Linked DNA regions of Homo sapiens: region 1 is linked to region 2. Evidence: chromatin loops called from intact Hi-C (ENCODE). Cell type or tissue: heart left ventricle. All regions are shown on one strand. Each heading gives the region's core, and the rest is flanking DNA. Links, peaks and the distances in the headings are about the cores only.

Region 1 (12,555 bases), core at 2,704-10,703, 380 kb after region 2:
TGGCTTAGTATGCCAGACAGACATAAATGTACTGTGCTACAGATCAACACATGGGGTGGGCCTGAAGAGAGAGGTGAGGAGAAATCTTCCCAATGGGTATAACTTTGAGGAGTACATATGTGGGAGAAAAGTGGCCTGAGGTTAGAATATATATGGGCTCACGAACAGTGATGGATGAGTCAGACAATTAATCAGGAGTTTGGAAGGAGAATGATTTTAGGATTGGAAAAAATATTTTTGAGGACAAGGTATATAGATGGACATATAGGAGTGGGCACGAAGTGCAAAACAACAAACAAAGCAAAATGTGTAATGCGTGATAATTCTCCCCATGGATGATCCATCACATAAGAAGCACTAAGCAATCAAGAATACAAGCTGGTTGGGATCATCCAGGCTCTGTCATCAGTCACCCAGTTTTGGTAAAATGGAACCATAAATGGAATAACCATGGGTGGCAGATATATTGTTCATGAATGGGATCAATAGGATGGGTTCCTATTCAGTAACTGATCTAGTTACTGCTGCTCCCAAATGTACAAGCTGACAGCAACAGTGCACAATGCAGAGACCTTTCCTCAAGGGGCCCAGCAAGCTATTTGGTGGGAAAGTGATTCCATCAAATCCTTAATATGCTAGAAAGGGGAGCAATTTATCTTGACTTCTGTTGACACATACTCCATATTTGTGGATTTATGTTGTCTACAGGACCATATTCACCCCCACTATTCAAGGGCTTATAGATTATTTGTTTCACCAACAGAGAATTCTCTATAACATTGTTTTGAATCAAGGGACACACTTTATGGCACACAGAGTGTGACTGTTGACATATATCTACTTGGTCATTGGTCTTATAAACTGTACCACGCAAACTTTTGCAGCCTGGCTGCTTATTCAAAAAGGATTCATGCATCTCAGAATCAAGGAATGGTATCATTTAACCTTATCCCAATAACCCAGTTGAGGAATTTGTGTTTCTCATCCCCACAACTTTTGACTTTGTGGGTCTAGAGGTCCAGATTCTCAATGGGAGAATCCTTCCACTAGGCTGTGCGGCAAGTGTCCCATTATACTTTAAGCTGTGGCTGCTGCCTGCTGGTTTTGGAGTTCTTTTACCAAGAGACTAGCAAGCGTGAAAAGAGATACTCCCCTGGTAGGGAAGTTGATGTACATCACCAAGGAGACGTAAAGTTGGTGGCTATACAATGGGTGCAGTAGAGATGGATGTATTTCAGATCCAGGAGATACAGTAGTTAATCTCTTGGTAATCTCTTGTCCAATTGTGAGAACAAATGGACAACTGCGTCAGCCACTGTCTGAGCAAGCAAAGGACTAGAGACTTTTTCACCTCAGGGATGAGGGGCTAGGTCACTAAGTAAGCCACTCTTTTTTTTTGAGACAAAGTCTCGCTTTGTTGCCAGGCTGGAGTGCAGTGGTGCGATCTCAGCTCACTGCAACCTCAGACTCCCAGGTTCAAGCGATTCTCTTGCCTCAGTCTCCTGAGTAGCTGGGATTACAGGCTCATGCCACCACGCCTGGCTATTTTTTTTTTTTTTTTTTTTTTTTTACTTTTAGTAGAGACGGGGTTTTGCAACGTTGGCCAGGCTGGGCTCAAACTCCTGTCCTCCGGTGATCTGCCTGCCTTGGCCTCCCAAAGTGCTGGGATTACAGGCGTGAAGTAAGCCATTTTTGTCAGCAGAAATGAATCTGGAATGAGTAGTAAAGGAGGAAAATAATATCAGCTGCGGCCTCCTGACTAGCTATAGCAGCAGAAGCTGTTTTGTTAGAAAAAGAAACAAGCTTGAAACCTGGAGGAGCTGTTCTCGGATGAAGTGAATTTATTACCTTAAGTAAGTAGATCCAAATGGCACAAAGAGTGGACAGTAGTGAACCCTGTGTTGCGTTGCCAAATTCTTCTTTAGGACTGAAACTTTTATTACCCCAGCTGCCAGGAAGCTTGGCTGCTGAAGACCCACAGATGAATCTTTCCCCAAAACGTGCCCTCAGTTTGAGTCCACTGATTGGTTGATGTGGCAGTAAAGAGCCTAGTGTCCTTGCTTTAACTGGGGACAACTCTGAAGGGGCACCAAAGCTCCCTAGCACCCCATTGGATTGGCTGAGTGTTTGCTGCAACTGCCACTGCTTCCTATGCCCAACCTGAGTCCCCTCAAACACTGACAGATGTTGTTCTGGGAGCACCCCCCAATACACTTCCTGCATGCAGATCTCAGATGCTCAGTCTATTGTCTGGAGAAGCTGACCTAGACAGGATTCCTTCAAATCACCAGGATTCATTTAATGTAAATAACTTTAAAGGAGTTTTGCACCAAAATTTTAAAAAGTAAATCTGTTGCATAAACATATTTTTCTCCTTGTTCATTTTCTTATTTTAGTTGCTTCTTCATTACTTTTAATTTGTGTTTCTCTTTATTTTGCTTTTTCCAACTTCAGTTAATATCATGGAAAAAATAAAGGTTAGGAAGATTGGTTTTTTTCTTGGCCTTACTACTAACCAATCCTCTGAACTTGGATGAATTAAGTTTTTCTGGGTAAGAGTTGATTCATTTGTTAATTGAGGGGATTATACCAGGCGATTGATCTTGAAAACATCTTGCAACTGTGAAAGTTAAATATTTTCCTTTCATCAAGCTTTCGTATTTGAAATCACATTGCAATTTGGGTTATAGAATTGCTGAAAGTGAGGGAAAACTAATGAAGAAATGTTTAAATCTTATAGGATAAGGTCCTAGTCATCCTAAAAATAGGTGCAAGTTTCATGAACATGGTTTGATAATGCTGAGATGATGCTAATGAGACAAAGAGAAGCTTCCCCATGGCAGATGACTTGCAACAAACAGACCATGTAACACCGATGCAAATAATTCATTACATTCTTCAAGCATCTGCAGGATTTGTGACTTAAGAATTTGTAGACATGATTGAATTCATGATTCCTTCATTCAGCAATTATTCATTGAGTGCCTATTTTGTGCCCAGACTATACTAGGCCCTGGGGATACAGAGATTAATAAGATAAGATCCCAGTTCTTGAACAGCTCAGTCTAGTGGGAAAAGCAGGCATATACACAAATATTACAGTGCATAAGATCTGCTATAATAGAGGATAAGCAGAATGTTGCTGATGGATTTTGTAATGATCTTATGCGGACAGGATGCTTTTCTTCTATAAGGATTTACTGTCAATCAGTTTGAGTGTGTCTGCATTTTAATAAAGGCGATCTGATCACTCTACCCTAAGTCAGCAAGGCACCCCCTTGAAACCAACAATTGTCGTTATTCACATCAGCTCTGCAGTTCTACTGGGACATCATAAGCCCCTTCTTTTTATAGCAGACCTTCTCCAGCTTCTATTTTAACTTAAATATCACACAAACAATTCTTTCTGAGGAAAAGCAGGGGAAAGATGACTAATTGAAAATAGCATTTCTTAGACTAGAATTATGATTCCAGGCTGGGTACCTCCCAAGCAGCTCAAAGTGACGAAGGGAAAGGTTGCTGAAGTAAAAGGAAAGACAGAACTATGGAAAAAGAAAGACTATAAAGAAAATGAGGGATTATTTTACGGCTAGAGATAAGTAATGTGTCGTATAAGTTGTCAGTTTACACAACACCCTGCATTTTCTCCTTCCTCTTTTTAAACCAGTGCACAATGTTGTGCTCACTGATAGCTAAAAAGCAGAAGCTGCCTGAAGTCAATAGTTTTTTTCTACCATTTCCTAAATTCTGACCTCACTGGTGAGCTCATGCTAGTGACTTGAACTGGTGGTAGTTGATAGGTCTGTATCCCTGTAAAAAAGGAGCTTCTGGCAAACTGAGGAGTGACTTTGAGAAGGAGGGAAGGGAGCTCATCCTAGACCGTAGGGTAATAGAGGTCTGTGTGTCTTAGAGTAGCAAAAAACCATGATATGTCTTTTGAACTGGGACAATTTTATGAGTTAAACCTGATACAAAAACATAATTAAAATTAATTCATGGTTTGAAACATTTATTAATGGAGTAACCAACTGGCTTTGTAATATTGTTTGGCCCCTCAAATAGTGTCATTCAGTAATTTTTTTCATATCTAAAAATCTTTCTAAAAATTAAAAATAATATATATCATGTATATTAAAGTCAACTTAAAATATTCTTATATTGATTGTCTTCATATAAAAAATTAAAGTATGCAGAATAGTTGTTCTTGTTATATACTCATACACTTAAATCCATTTCTATCTCTAATCCTGAGTAACTGGCATTTTTCTGAAAATACATTTTAACTGACTTATTATTAATTCCTTATAAGATCTCCTGTAGTCATAAATTCAAGTGACCTTTCTATGTACTGTAATTCATTCAACTGAAGAAATACTCTTTCTACAGGTACTGAAGTACATGCAAGTTTAGAGAGAGTTCTGCTAAATGGAGGCTATTACCAATTCTAATTCTTTCCATTTTGGAATTTATAATTTTTCAGAACAAATATTTTCACAGGCTGTCTTTCTGCCTCCATTCAAAAGCCTTTTCTTTCAAAGTATATTTTTTAAAGATAGGATGTGTCATATTAAGTTTCCACTGTTTGTAATTCATCTAAATGTTTTGTTAAATTCACATCTATAATATCTTAGGCAATCTGAATTTTATTCCACTTTTTTCAGCATGTAAATTTTCAAATTAAAAAATAGCAACTCCATCAAAAAATCATTTTCATGAATTGGTATATCACAAATCACAAAACAAAATTTTAAAAATTAAATTGTTTTCACTATTTGTATTCTCTTAATGTGTTCAGTTCCTCCTTTGCTTTTGTGGAATACATTTTAATGGCTTTCTCCTTGTAAGCTTTTGTTCAATCATTACAGTTTGCTAAAAGCTTCAAAACTGGAGATTATTGGTGATCCACTTATTGAATAATTGGAGAAAGTTTCACCAGTTGACCCTGAAGAAAACACAACTAAAATTTAGAAGTCCCAATGATGTGGTTTAGATTTATGTCCCTGCCCAAATCTTATTTCAAGTTGTAATACCTAATGTTGGATGAGGGGCCTGGTGGGAGGTGACTGGATCATGGGGGCAGATTCCCCCTTCCTGGTCTCGTGATAGTGAGTTCTCATGAAATGTGGTTGTTTAAAAATGTGTGGCACCTCCTGCCACCTCTTTTCCTCTGGCTCAGGACATGTAAGATGTGCCTGCTTCCCCTTTGCCTTCTGCCATAATTGTGACTTTCTTGAGGTTCCCCCAGCCGTGCTTACTGTACATTCTGTGGAACTGTCAGCTAATTAAACCTCTAATCTTTATAAGTTAACCACTTTCAGGTATTTCTTTATAGCAGTGTGGGAATGGACTAAAACACTCACTTTATAAAAACATTTAATGCCATTGCAAGAAAACTAGAATGAATTACAAAGTGGTTGTTCAAATGTTCAAACATTCTAAAATGATTGATGCTAGACAGCAGAGAGAGAACCTTCGACACCTTCTAAGTTCATTTCCACATCCTGAGTTCCTTTGTTTAGCCAGATTTTTTTGTCCTTAATAAATTATGCTCTCCCCAAATTTGAATTCGCATAATTACAAAACCAGTAAGTGAATCTCTAATTTTGCACTTTTTAAAGGAATTTATAATAACATTAAAACAATGCAGTATTTTAATCTTTAACTGAATAAACTTCCAAAGTTCCCCAACAGCTCCCCACTCCTTCATGTTAGAATCTGTGACTTATAGTTAATGCCAAGAGAAAAAGGAAGAACTTCTCAGTTCTAGTCTACGATAGTCACTTCTGGTATCCTTAGAATCCAGCTATGCATGGCTCTGCCTACATGCCTTGTGTGTGTGAATCCCAGAACACAGCTAGAGACAGCTAGTGGTGCACTGGAGTCAGCGCCTACCAGCTTGTTAGGAATGATTGTGAGCATCTCTTTCCAATTCCACATTCAGTGACTTTAATTTGGTAGCTTGAAATTGTTCATGGTAGAAATATTTACACCCAGAAATTAACAAATGCTACAAGTCGTATTTCCCAACCTCACTCCTCTACCCTGAGAGCTGGTTGTTAAACATTTACCAGCACTCTACTGTAGGAAGCACACAGCCTTCCTGGGCACAGCATGCAGCTATTCCTTTCTGAGGATTCCCATTTGAAAATGGCTCTGCAGTAGAGTGGCTCATGGTCAGAGCAAACCACAAATCCAGGTTTGGTTAGGACAATCTTGTGCTAGTGTCCTGTTCTGTTTAGCATTTGAACCTGAAATATACACTTTTGTAATAATGGATGGAATACAAGTAATACAATTAATGGTTGCATTAAAATGAATCAGGATGGGTTTGGTGGAACTCCACTGTCTACTTCCAGCTTCTGCCATGATTTTGCCTACTAGTATGTAAAATATATGCTGAGATCAGGATTTTCTCTTAACATATGGGGAAATAAAAAAGATGACCTTACAACACCCAATTCTATTTTTCTGACCCCTCTCATACACAACATAATTTTTATTTCTCTTTGAACTACAGTATGTTAAGTGCTTGCCCATGATAAAATGAAATGTACTCACACGTGAGCAGGTTTAGGTTCAGCCAACTTCATCTGGTTTGGATGGTGGGAAAAGTTCCACACTGCGGCCCCTGCTGGACACTTAGTGTAATAGAGTCCCATGTTACCAAGGAGCAATTCAGAATGCAGTCAGTGCCACTGTATCTTATTTCTTAGAAATTATCCCAGTAAAAAAAAAAATATTTTGCAGCTTCACTAAAATGGAGTTTTTCAAAGGGCTAAAACTCAGCTTTTAAGCGATTGGGAGCCAGCAGTGTTTGCCACCATAATTAAGTGTTACGTGCATAATTTACAATTGTTCTATTTTATAGCCAAATATTTTTATATCCTACTAGGTTTTGGAGGATGAACTCAAAATAATATTTTCATCAAGTACACACTAGTCACTACGACCCTAACTTCAGCAAAATAGATAGTAAGTGATTAAAATTTATGTAGACTATCTAAAGAATAAAAAGGTATTTAAAAATAAAGTATAACACAAAGGTACGTTGGTTTACTATAACTGTTGTAACAAATTACCACAAATTTAGTGGCTTAAAACATAGATGTATTCTTTTACAGTTTTATAGGTTGGAAGATCTGACATGGGCTAAAATCAAGGTGTCAATGGGGCTGTGTTACTTCCCAGAGACTCTAGGAGAAAAATAATTCTCTTGCCTTTTCCAGCTTCTAGAGACTTCTTGCATTTCTTGGCTCATGGTTCCCTTCCTCCAGCTTCAAAGCTAGCAAGGTTGCATCTCTCTGGCCATTCTTTCATAGTTACATCTCCCTCTTTCTGACCACACCTTAAAAAGATAATCTAATTTTAAGGACTCATTTTAAGGACACACCTGAGTAATCCAGGACAATCTCGTCATGCCATGGTCCTTATTAATCACATCTGTGAAAATGCCCTGTAAGATAACACAGTCACATGTTCCTGTGATGAGGCTGTGAATGTCTTTGAGGGGGCTATCATTCTGTCTACCACACAAGCAATATGTTCTCAGCAAAGAATATGTAAAGTCCCCAAAAAAGGCTGCAGACTTCAATCTTCTGTCACTGCTCTGAAAAGATTGACAAAAAATTACCTAAATTTGGAATAACTTTTAGAGCAATAAGTCAAAAATGTGGGTGTCAGTGTTGATTTGTTTTTTTAAATTTTCCTGCATGTATCAGCTACCACCTTCCCATATAATATCAAGATGAGATACTAGCCACACACAAGACCAAATACTGGATAATTTCTTCATTACTGTAATTCCTTGAAATGTTTGTTCATGATGGCCAGATATCTATTGTTTGGTTAGGAATTAATTCTGTAATTATTTTAAAAAAAGAGTTTGCTGTCCAAGGCGACACATGTGGCTCAGGTGCATTTCAAGAGCTCTGCTGTTAGTTTCTCTAATGAGAGCCAGGGTTCTGGATGCACATGCATTTTTTTTTTTTCCTAAAGGCTTCATGCCCACTTAATTAAATGAAAGAAATAATCACAGAATGGAGCTCCTTTCCATCTTGGCCAAATACTGTGTAAATTTTAATTCAAAGTTTACTTCAAAGATAAATACAAAGAGAGACATATATGTCATACAATTTCATTTTAAATTTCAATAATAAACTTTGGTCAAATTTAAAGTCAAATAGATATGATTGACCATTTACATACAAATACATATTTCTGTTCAGTATTCATACATAAATAAACATAAATATCCACAAATTAAGGCATATGCAATTTTAGAAAAAAGTTTCTCAAGGGCAAAACTTCTTAAAATTGTCTTATATAATCAGTAAGAAAGCAAAGAATATTTTAAAAATAGAAGTTAATCAACACAACTGAACATAAGGGAATAATCTCTGATATGGATGGGAGAAATGTTGAAAATTGAGTGAATTCATGAAGGGAAATCTATCTATAAAAGCATGAGATACAATCTATCTATAAATACATAAATAAATTTATAAATCTATAAATGCTTTTATACAATCTATAAAAGCATGAGATAAATTCAGTTGAATATACTAATCAATTTTACTCTCTGAAGACGTAATTCTGCTATCACCGTCTTGAAATATCTACAACAAAAGGCTTTTGAAATTATAAACTTCCAATAAAAATAAAAGATGTATAAAAATGGACATTTAAAATTAAAATTTAATATGTATTTTTGTTACTTATAAATATTTTTTATTTTGAAAATTCTTCATTCTCATCTTAGTTTTTGAGGGCTGCTGTAACAAATTACTACAAACTGGGTTGCTTAAAACAACAGAAATCCATTCTTCCACAATTCTGGGTGCTAAAAGTCAGAAATCAAGGTGTAGGCAGAGCCATGCTCACTTTGGAACTTCTGTGGAAGAATGCTTCCTTGCGTCTTCTATCTTCTGGTAGCCTAGATTTTCCTTGGCTTGTGGCCCCATAACTCCAGTCTCTTCCTATCTCCACATGGTCACACTCTCTCTGTCTCTGTTTCCTTTTATAGGGATACTTTATATTGATTAAAGGGTTAACCCTACTACAGTGGGACATCATCTTAACTAATTACATCTGCAATGATGGTATTTCCAATTAAGGTCACATTCTAAGGTGCTGGAATTTACCAACATATCTTTTTTAGAGGGATACAATTCAACCCCATAAATATCCCATTCTATAAAAATACTGGTTCTCTTACAAGGCTAAAGGAAATGAAACTGGTGTGGACATTTCTATCTCATTTTTTTAGTAGAACAAGAATTAATCTAAATGGCTATGTGTTCATACTGGCTCAATAATTCAGTTTTTTCCTAATTACATTAAAATTATTTGGATATGGTGTCAGGGAACTGATAAAACTGAATATATTTTATAGTTTGTGTTAAGATTAACATACACTGTTTAGTCAATAATGGAATGAAGATATTGACAATATGGGCTAGATTCTAGACTTTACTTTCTGTTCTCAAGTCCCAATTCTGAATAAGCAACTATCATCTCTCTTAGTGTACTTGCATAAGAAATTAAAGTAATAGGGTTGGGTGTGGTGGCTCATGGCTATAATCCTAGCACTTTGGGAGGCTGAGGCAGGAAGATTGCTTGAGGCCAGGAGTTCAAGGCCAACCTGGTCAACATAGAGAGACCCTGTCTCTATTGACAACAAAAGAAGAAGAAATTAAATAGGCAGGTTTTTAGTGCTGTCTAATCTGCTTCACAAACCTGATGATACACTAAATTTTATGAAAATTACATGTGTGCATGTGGTTGTCTCACATATTTTATGGAACAAGGCAGATAGAGTATGAGTGAGTAAATAAAATGCATGTGCATGTTGAAAAGTCGTCTTTCTTAATTTAAGCAATGCATAAGGTATGATAGATTTCTGTTAGAGAAAACTAGACCAATATGTGACTATTCAAATTGGCCAAGATTCTGTTTTTGTTTTTTTTTTTTTTTGAAATTCACACCTACAGCAATACAGCTGAATTAAGAACTTGTCTATGCAGAAATATTCTCAGTAGTCACCAACCAAAGTTTATAGAGAGTTTCAGCGAGAAAAAACCCACTTATTTTTCTTATCTCATCCAGGGAATTTTATATTATGGTGGAAAAAATTGATTTGTAGGTTTATTTTATTTTTTTTAATGAGATGGCTCTGTCACCCAGCCTGGAGTATAGTGGCACAATCATAGCTCATTGCAGCCTGGAACCCTGGGCTCAAGGGATCCTTCCGCCTCAGCCTCCTGAGTCTCCGGGATTACAGGTGTGTGCCACTGCACTGGCTAATTTTTACAAATTTTGTGTAGAGATGGAGTCTCATCATGTTGTCCAGGCTGGTCTTAAACTCCTGGCTTCAAGACATCCTCCCTTCTTGGCCTCCCAAAGTACTGGGATCGTGTGAGCCACTGCACCTGGTGTCATCATTTAAATTTTATAGTTTTCTACTAATTTATAAAATATGTTTTTCTTTAAGCTGCTACAAATAAATACATTAAATAAGTAAATAGGCTCCCTAACTCATTATTAAATGAGTTAGGCTTCCTAACCTATTATTAAACAAATAATAGGCCCAGTATTGTTCCCAGGATTATATGACAAGATAGGAACCCTAGCACCCAGTCTCCTTAGGCACACTATGCAACTATGTTTTTCTGAGGTATTGCCGCTTACCAAGGGTGCTGTGATAGTGTGGTACGTGGTCAGAATGAAACATACCTTCTGGTTTGCCTGGTACAATCCAGTGAACACCTGTTATGTTCACTTCTGCAGCATTTGTCCTGAATTGCTTATTTTGTAATGAGGTATGAATTACAAATAAACACATGAAAATAAACCAGAATAGGTTCGGTAGACTTTGATGTTATAATTCCACCTTCTGCCAAAGTCTTGTAATCTAGGGCATGAAGCTCATAAATAGCAGTTAAAGTTCTCTTTTAACATGGGACTAAATTAAAAAAAAAAAAGAGATAACCAGCAATAACTCATTACTGTTTCCTGATTCCTCCCAGATACAATGCATAGTCTTTTTCAAGGAGAATATGCCAGTGTTTTGGCTGATGCCAAAATAAAATGCACTTAGACATGGTGAGCTTAGGTCAGTTAACTCCTTTGACAATGGATGGTGGTAGGAAAAGAATTCCACACTACTGCTGTAGTGATGAATAGTTTTAGATTTTTTTTTTTCTCATCAGAGTATCAGGATGTCACATAGAAACTCATGGGCATACTAAATCAACTTTGCATTTCCATTGCAGCAAGAAAATATTTTGAAAACCAGGGCTTTGTTTTTTCCATTAACAGAAAAGGGATACTTTTTAAGGTAAAAACTCACAGTATGACCCACTTGGTTATGTCTAATTTTGTCAGTGAGTTTCAATCATCTAACAAAAAACGAAGAAACAAAAGGACCATATAAAATGGCATACAATGACATATCAGCAGAATTTGAAACAATCAGACAGCATGAGGGATCCCCAAGGGAGAAGAAAGCTATTTGGCTGCTTGACTAATTATATGCACTAATAGATTTCCATTGGGCCCTCTGGTTTTTAAGAGTTCATTTAATTGCTGGATCAAATTAGATGTATTTCCAGGCTCTTCTCACGGCCAGGGCATATATGCAGAAATAGAGCAAAATCAGGATTCAGGAAACCTGAATTCAGACTCTTCCATTTTCCAGTATCCTTTGAATATTCTGAGTCTCACTTTCATGATCAATAAAATGGAGATAGTAAAAATTTAACCCCCAAAACTATTTAAGGACAACTCTAAGAAAGATAATTGTTATATGTAAATAATTATACAAATACAAATATTACTATTAATCTCAATTGACTTGAACTGTCCAGCAATTCTTCACGGCAATAACATCCCATTTAATTTACTTCCTTAACATGTAAATACTTTTCTTTCCCTTACAGATCACAAAAAAAAATGTTTGTTTTCCTTTAAAAATACAAACAAATTTTCTTACTATTTTTTTAACCTAGTGCATAAAAAAGTTTTGTTTCATAGATAATGCTTAATAAATATAATCAGATTTGCTGCGTGGGAATTCTGAGTCAGTAAACATCGTGTGTTTAACTTCTACAAGCAAACTTATTGAAGAATCACCACTAATAAAACTTGATCACTAACCTCATTTGGGTCCCATTATCTGAATCACCCCAGCTTTAGCTGTGATGTGAATAAATGTCATTTGATTGTGTGTGATTTTTATATAAAGACGTTAACATGCATTTAATTGCATTTTTCTGTTTCTCCTCTAGTAAAGAAATTTTTTTGAGGCAGGACTATGACTTGTCGTTTCTTTTGATGTGATTATCCCTTAAATCTCAATATATTTTGAAAGATTGATAATCAGAAGAAATTCATATGAGAGATCTCTTTGCAATTAGTATGCAATGATTGGATAACTTGCCTCATATTGAAATGGGATATAGTTCCCTTGACCCCTTCAGGGACTTGCAAAAGGTTGGCTCATTTACTCAGCTCACAGCTTTCAACCCCTTGAGGGAGGGGAGCACATAGGTGAGTGGG
Region 2 (8,000 bases), core at 1-8,000:
GACTCCAAGGTGTAGGCAAAAAGCAAACAGGTAAACAAAAGTGTCAGAGTATTTTAATGCAGAAAGAGAAAAGCTGAGACAAAATAATAATAAAAAGCACAAAAATGACAACCATGAAGACTGATAGTTACACATCTTAAGCTTTAAAAAGAACAGCACGGAAAGGTACAATGTTAAAGCCTCATAAGCTTGTGTGTAGTTACGTAAAAAAATAATTCATGCTTTAAAGACTTAGCATAAATTAATGGACATTTTTAATTTTGTTCTCCTTTTCTTTTTAATCACACAAATTTTCTATTCTCCAAATAACTGAAAACTGACCATTTTTTCATGAGCCCAAGATAAGATGAAAAAATTATTAGTAATTAAGAAACCAATTTCATCTCAAAACATTCATATATATATATACGTATATATATATGTATATATATATGTATATATATATACGTATATATATACGTATATATATATGTGTATATATATATATGTATATATATATACGTATATATATATATGTATATATATATATGTATATATATATATACGTATATATATATATATATATGTATTTTTTTTTTTTTGGCTCTGTCGCCCAGGCTGGAATACAGTGGCGCGATCTTGGCTCACTGCAACCTCCTCCTCCCCGGTCCAAGCGATTCTTCTTCCTCAGCCTCCTAAGTAGCTGGGACTATAGGTGCGTGCCACCACGCCCGGCTAATTTTTGTATTTTTAGTAGAGGCAGGTTTCACCATATTGGCCAGGCTGATCTCAAACTCCTGACCTCGTGATCTGCCCACCTCAGCCTCCAAAAGTGCTGGGATTACAGGCGTCAGCCACTGCGCCTGGCAACATTCTTATATTTTCTAAGAATATTCATGAAATTAAAAAAAGAAGATAGTGGAGCTAGGGCCAAGTAGCTGAAGTGACTGAATCACCTTAAGACAGAGCAGTGAAAAGTCTCTGTATACCCCCGGCCCTCCGCCAAAAAAAAAGAACCCAGAAAAACAAAGATCAGGTCTAGCAAAGTAAAATCCATAACCAGCGGCTGGTAATACTGAGGGGTGTTACTATAGACTCCTCTCAGGAACAGTAGAATGCCTGGATCCTGCACAGAATGATTTGTGCATAGATGTGATTTTAGAGGACTACAGCATGATCTCACTGGGCTTTTCATCTTCTGCCAGATGTAGTTTCCTCTTTGGAGAAAGGAAAAGAGCCCTGGGAAGTTGTGATGGATGAGACAAAAGGATACATTTCAGGAAGATGTGTGTGCCACTGAAAGCCTTGATGATCCAGGCTCACTTTCAGCTAAGGATGACCATGGGACAATTCTGATCAATAACCTGTAAATGGGAAGAACCAGTTGAAGTTTACAAGAAAGCTAACATATGCTTCACTAAAAAAGACATAGTAAGCTAGCACGTGTTCCAGCTAGAAACATGGATGTGGTGCCAAGCTGTGCCCAATCAACCTCTAAGCATAAGAAAGGAGACCATATGCTAAGGATAATATAGCAGAAGATAAAGAAGGATGTATTTAAGCTAAAGCCCAAACCACTGACCTTCGCTTTTCTTCACAAGCCTCTATTTCTATAATTCATTGCTTGTGGGATATTCTGTTAATTGAAAGTGTGCTGGGTTTTCTATGACATGAACCTAAATGCATAACCAATTTTATCATGTTTCTGTACTGGTGTGTATATCTGTATTGTGCAGTTATTCATAATTAAATATAACCTGTGGCTAGGTGTTATTAATGGAAATGAAAACAGATTGATGACACTGAGTATCATGTGATATCACCGGTAAAACAAACAGTTAATTCTTTTTGCTGGGTATTTGGAAAACTTCAACTTTATGCAAGAAATACATTTGTATATTTGGTTTCTGATTATCATATTTTGGGTTGTAGAACTAGTGTATAAACCCAGAGATTGTGTCTCATTAAAATTAATCATTCAATGGATCTACTAAAATACATATGAATATTCTATTCATTTGTTTTATGCATCTTATGGCAAAATCAAACCCATTGAAAATAACTGCAGCCATCAAATATCAAAAAGCAAGAGAGGAAAAAAAAGAGAAGGCAGAATATTGGATTTATAACTTTTTCTAATTAATATGCACATATCATATGTTCAGACTCCACTAGAATAATTATTTCATTTTCAAACTTTTATGCTGCTATTATATATTTTTTCTTCTTCTACATTAGTCTTATTTTCAAAGTTACTCCTGCTATTAGTAAACTCAGTATGACCATTCCTCTAACCATCTACAGTTCAGGAGGAAGAAAATCCCTGCAGCTGTTTGATGCCCAAGAATATGAACACTTAGCAGTCAGATGAAAGAAAAGAAAAAGACAGAAAAGGAAGATCAAGAGAACAGTGATTTTGAATTTCTGCAGGCTAGCATTTACCTCTCTCAATAAAAGGAGCTTTGTGCTCATTATATCCCAGGACTCATCTTGCCTTCAGCTTATAGTAAACTGGCAATTTCTTTATCATTTCCTCTCTAAATTAAGGATCAAAGTTTAAACATATTCCTTTCCTTCTCTATTAGATTATGATTAAAATTACCACCTGCCTCACCTCATTCACACAATCACTCCTACTAACAAAAAAAAAGAAGGAACCCCCTAAAGTAAGGCACAGTTAACTAGCAAAACAAAGAGTTGTGGGGAATTTCTGGTCATGGTATTTATCTGATGATTGATTTCAGAATACAGTGTTAAAGAAGCAAACAGTAAAATCTTCTGAAAGTAATATCCTAGTAAATATTTAACTTGATATATTAGTTTGCTAATAATATTATCATCAAACTATTATTTGTTTACTGAGCATCTTCACATGTATTCTTAGTCCTCAAGACACCCTACAAAGTGGATTCTATCCAACTTTTATGGATGAAGAAATAAGTTCACAGAGGTTGATTAATTTTCCCTAGGACTCAAAGCTATTTAATAGTTATAAGAGCTAAAATTTAATTGTATAATAAATCAATGAATGTAAGATGTATAACATATTTTAAAACTCTACATAATCATGTGTTTAACATAGAGTCTTACCTTTTGTCAAGGTACCGGGTTCCTGTTGCCCTAAACACAAAACACAATGGGGATTCTTCTGGATATTAAACACAAAGGAGCCCTGGATTCAAAACAGTGGTGAACATAAACTGATGAGCTCATATTGCCATAAGAAGAAAATCAGCTCACTTTACAATGAAAGGTACCTGGTAGTAGCAATTTTCTCCAAAGAATACACTTTCATATTTTCCTTTAATACCTATAAATGTATAATCAAAGTTTAATATGTGCTTTCAAATAACAGCAGTATGATATACTTATCAGTCTAAAACTATAGCATATTTCACAGAGACAATATTATCACCTCACTAGCTGACCAAGGCCCAGTTTGATGAGAGCTGAAAGGAATCCTGTAAGTTACAACACACACAGTCATTTCTCAGGAGGTGGTGCAGCAGGTGCCAGAGCCTAAACTAAACCAAGATGCTCCACGAAGTCATTTGAAGGCACTTTGAAAATGAGAAGAGGTCAGAGCCTGTTGACCATCACTGTAGAGAATTCAGGAATGACTGGAGTTAGTAAAGATCTCAGCTGCAAAGGGCAAATGAATCTAGTAGTGCAGAAGAGCAGGTCATGTACATCTTGTCATCTTCAGATTCTTCACTGCCTTCTACAGTCACTGACATCTGACTTCCTTCAGAGCCCACAACTTGGCCAGGCACTGAGAAAAAAGTACCCCATTCCACTGTGATATAAAACTTCTGCGCTGTGGGAACCAATTTTTGGTGTGGTTGGCCAGAGCAATTAGGCAAGAGATACAGCTAAAGGGCATCAAAACTGTAAAGGAAGAAGCCAAATTAGCCTTGTTTGCAGACAACATGATTATATACCTACAAAAACATAAAGACTCCACCCAAAAGCTGTTAGAAGTGGTAAACAAATTCAGTGAAGTTGCAGAATACAAAATCGAAATATAAAAATCTGTATGATTTATATATGCCAACAGAGAACCATCTGAAAGATAAATCCAGAAAGCAATCCCATTTACAATACCTACAACGAATACAAAATACCTAGGAATCAATATAACCAAAGAAGTGAAAGATCTATACAAGGAAAACAATAAAACTCTGATGAAAGAAATACAAGAGGACACCAAAAAATGGGAAGGTATTCCATGTTTACGGATTAGAAGGATTAATATTGTTAAAATGACAATACTAGCCAAGCAATTACAGACTCAATGCAATCCCTATCAAAACGCTGATTATCATATTCTTCACAGAAATATAAAAATAAATCCTAAAGTTTAAATGAAACCACAAAAGACCCCAAATAGCCAAATAAATCTTAGCAAAAAAAAAAAAAGGAAGAAAGAAAAAAGCTGGAGGCATCATACTACCTGGCTTTAAAATGTATTACAAAGCTATAGAAACCAAAACAGCATGGTACTGGCATAAAAACAGACACATAGACTAATGGAACAGAATGGAGAACTCAGATCTAAATACACACATTTGCCACCAACTCATCTTCAACAAAGGTGCCAAGAACTTAAAATGGGGAAAGGACAGTCTATTCAATAAATGGTGCTGGGAAAACTGGATAACTATATGATGAAGAATGAAACTAGACCCCTAATATCTCATCATACACAAAAATCAAATCAAATGGATTAAAAACTTTAGTCTAAGACCTGAAACTATGAAAATTGTAGCAGAAAACACTGGGAAAATGCTCCAGGGCACTGGTCTCTCACATAAAGATTTCTTGTGTAAGACCTTAACATAGGCTATCAAAGCAAAAATAGACATCAGAGTATAAATCAAGCTAAAAAGCTTCTGCACAGCAAAGGAAACAATCAACAAAGTAAACAGACAACCCATAGAATAGGAGAAAATATCTGCAAACTATCAGATAAGAGATTAATAACCATAATGTACAAAGAACTCAAATAATCAGATAGCAAAAAAATCTGACTTTAAAATGGGCGAAAGATCTGAACAGACATTTCTCAAAAGAAAACATATAAATGGCCGACAGGTGTATGAAAAAAATGCTCAATATCACTAATCATCACAGAAATGCAAATCAAAACCACAATGCAATATCATCTCACTACAGTTAAAATAGCTTGTATCAAAAACATGGGCAGTAACAGATGCTGGTTAGGATGTGCAGAAAGGGAACACTCATACACTGTTGGTGGGAATGTAAATTACCATAGCCACTTGGAAAAAAAAACAGTATAGAAGTTCCTCAAATAAGTTAATATATGACTATGATATAATCCACCAATGCTACTACTGGGTATATATCCAAAAGAAATAAAATCAGTATGTTGAAAAGATATCTGCACTCCCATGTTTATTGCAGCCCTATTCACAATAGCTAAAATATGGAATTAACCTAAGTGCTTATCAACGGATGAATGGATAAAGAAACTACAGTATATATACACAATGGAATATTATTCAACCATAAAAATTAATGAAATCCTATCATTGCAGCAACATGGATGGAACTGGAGACCATTATGTTAAGTGAGATAAGCCAAGTACAGAAAGGCAAATATCACATGCTCTCACTCATATGCAGAAGCTAAAAAAGTGTTTCTCAGGAAGACAGAAAGTAGATTGGAGGTTACCAGAGGCTGGGAAGGACAGTGGGGAAGGAAGATAAAGGAGGAAAATATATATAAATTTATTTATTACCACTGAACTGTGGTTAAAAATGGTAAAAATGGTGAATTATATATGTACATTTTACCTCAATACAATTTTTTTTTAATTTCTTGGAGTGGTTGCTAACGTACCAAATCCAAATTACTTTCTAATTTTAATAGATACCAATGTGAAAATTATTTTATTTCTAACCAAGTAGAGCTCTTCACTGTAATTGTAATACTTAACATATAATATTTATCATAAAACCCCTTCTCCCATTCTTGGACACACAGCTACAACTTGACATCAGATTCTCTCAAACTGACTATTCCTTCAGAGATCAAACTTTTAGTCTCTGATGAGTATGAAAGTATCTAATTAAGAAGCTATTTTCTTGATTTATTCTGGTCATCTTTAGCTCTTTAATTGAGCATATATTCCCCTTACCCAGATTGTCACATGAAACCTCTAGTAACTACTCCTGTTCCCTGTTCATCTACCCTAGTAATCCAGACATTTTTAGCTCCAGGTGAATTGACCATAGACTCACTGGTATGGCACAAAGGAAAAATGAAGTCAGAAGATATTCACTCAGCCACTGGCTCATTCAAGTATTACACTAAGTATTTACTGTGAGGCAGGTCCAGTTCTACAGACTGAGGAATACAACAGTGAATAAATAATATAGACATAGTACCCACTTATGAGAGCAAACAATCTAGTGGGGGATACAAAGAGTAGAAAGACAACTGTATTACAGTGGATGAGCATGCATAGGATAGTGGTCCAAGGTGGCAGAAAAGAAGAGGGACCCCTCAACCAGCCCAGAAGAAGCTTTGAGACAGGGCGAAGTCAGAGAAGGCATATAATATATCTCTAAGCTGTGTCCCAAAACATGTATAGGAACTATCCTAAGGTAGAAGCAAAGAATGCTTAGGCAGAAGCAATAGCATGTACAAAAGCACAGCTTCACTGAGGGCTAAACCAAAACATGTGGCATCCAAGACAGGATAATATGATGTCACACTTTCCAGCTGATACTCAAACATTTGTTAAATGTTTCTCTTTCATGGGGTAGAGAAATTGTTTTATATTAAGAAAATATTAAATACAGGAAAAGATTCACTTATTTAACCCACTCCTACTAAGCTAAATCTGTCACTCTTCTGATAAAGATTAGAAAATTTTTCTAATTCTTCATCTTTCTTATCTTTTATTCAGTGATTTTTCCAGATGCCCCAATTTCTTGTGTGTGGACAAAATAAGAAATGAAAATCTTCAATATTCAAGAAAAAAGGAATGCATGTGGGAAATGGATATCATGTTTCTAATTTATTTTACTGGTATTCTGGTACCTTTACAGAATGGTCCCCAGAGATCCAAGCTGCCCTCTCCCTTTATGGCCCTCTGGTTAGATGGTACCGAGAGGGAGGCTGAAAAGGTCAACAGGGACCAGATAATGCAGAATCTTCTAAGTTATGGGAAGGAGGCTGTACAGAACTCAAGAGAAATGAGGAATGGTTGAAAGGGTTTAAGCAGAGGAGTACCATGATCAGATTTGTTTATTTCAAAATCCATTCTACTTACTCTGTTTGGAATGAAGAGGAGTGGAGAAGTTAGAATGGAGTGAAGATTTGAAAAAAGAACAACAGCTATGAGGTTGTTTCTGTAAACCATACTAGAGATGCTAGCAACCTGAACTAGGATGGCAGCAGTAGGAAGGCAGCATGCTACATACTTAAAAGTTAGGGGCTACAATTGACTAGACTCAAAGGTCTAGGAGGAGACGGGAGTAATTAGAAATCACTCGTTACCTTTTAGGTTTGAGCAGCTGGTAGAGGAAGATTCCAGACACTGCGATTGGGTTGACAGGGACAAACATGTTTGGAATGAAAATCTGTTAAGTTCAGTTTTATACATGTTGAGATTTGTATTTATAAAACATCAAAATGAAGATATAAATAAGTCCAAGATAAGGAGAAAGATCTAGAGTGGAGACAGATGTGGGCAGCCTCAGTAGATAGATGGAATCCATGGGATGGATGAGAATGTCTAGGGAGAAAATATACAATAGAAATACATAAATGATCCCAGGGAAGAACCTTGAAAATCTCTTACATTAAATGGTCAAAAAGAGGCTGAGAAAATGAAAGAAAAGCAAGATTATGGCTTCAAAGAGCCAAGAAATAGTCCAACATGTACAATGCTAGAGATAAAGAAAAGAGGGATCCCTAAATTATCATGAAGTTGTCTGTGAACTGGTTGAGAACAGTTTCAGTAAAGAAAGATTAATCACAGTTGCAG

What was found. Hi-C counts contacts between places; a loop is a spot of excess contacts. Peaks named below come from ENCODE experiments on the same cell type or tissue, not always from the same donor. Only the 100,000 strongest peaks of a DNase experiment are listed, where the experiment ranks them.
Region 1: it touches region 2 in a loop (3-fold over the local background); 11 of 110 quality-filtered maps call a loop at or near these places.

Annotation. Positions count from the first base shown.
Region 1 is chr3:82,126,563-82,139,117 of GRCh38, forward strand. The region is part of intron 1 of LINC02008 (long intergenic non-protein coding RNA 2008); the gene reads left to right. Among named protein-coding and RNA genes, the nearest start is that of LINC02008, 150 kb to the left of the region's middle. In heart left ventricle, for the core only: a CTCF peak has its summit at 6,638 (motif pointing left); a DNase peak (open chromatin) is centred at 6,629.
Region 2 is chr3:81,750,130-81,758,129 of GRCh38, forward strand. The region is part of intron 1 of GBE1 (1,4-alpha-glucan branching enzyme 1); the gene reads right to left. LOC124909490 (a long non-coding RNA gene) reads right to left here and starts at 3,695. Exons shown (of 2, transcript XR_007096259.1): 1 at 3,070-3,695; 2 at 37-1,343. In heart left ventricle, for the core only: no CTCF peak of the experiment used is centred there; no DNase peak of the experiment used is centred there.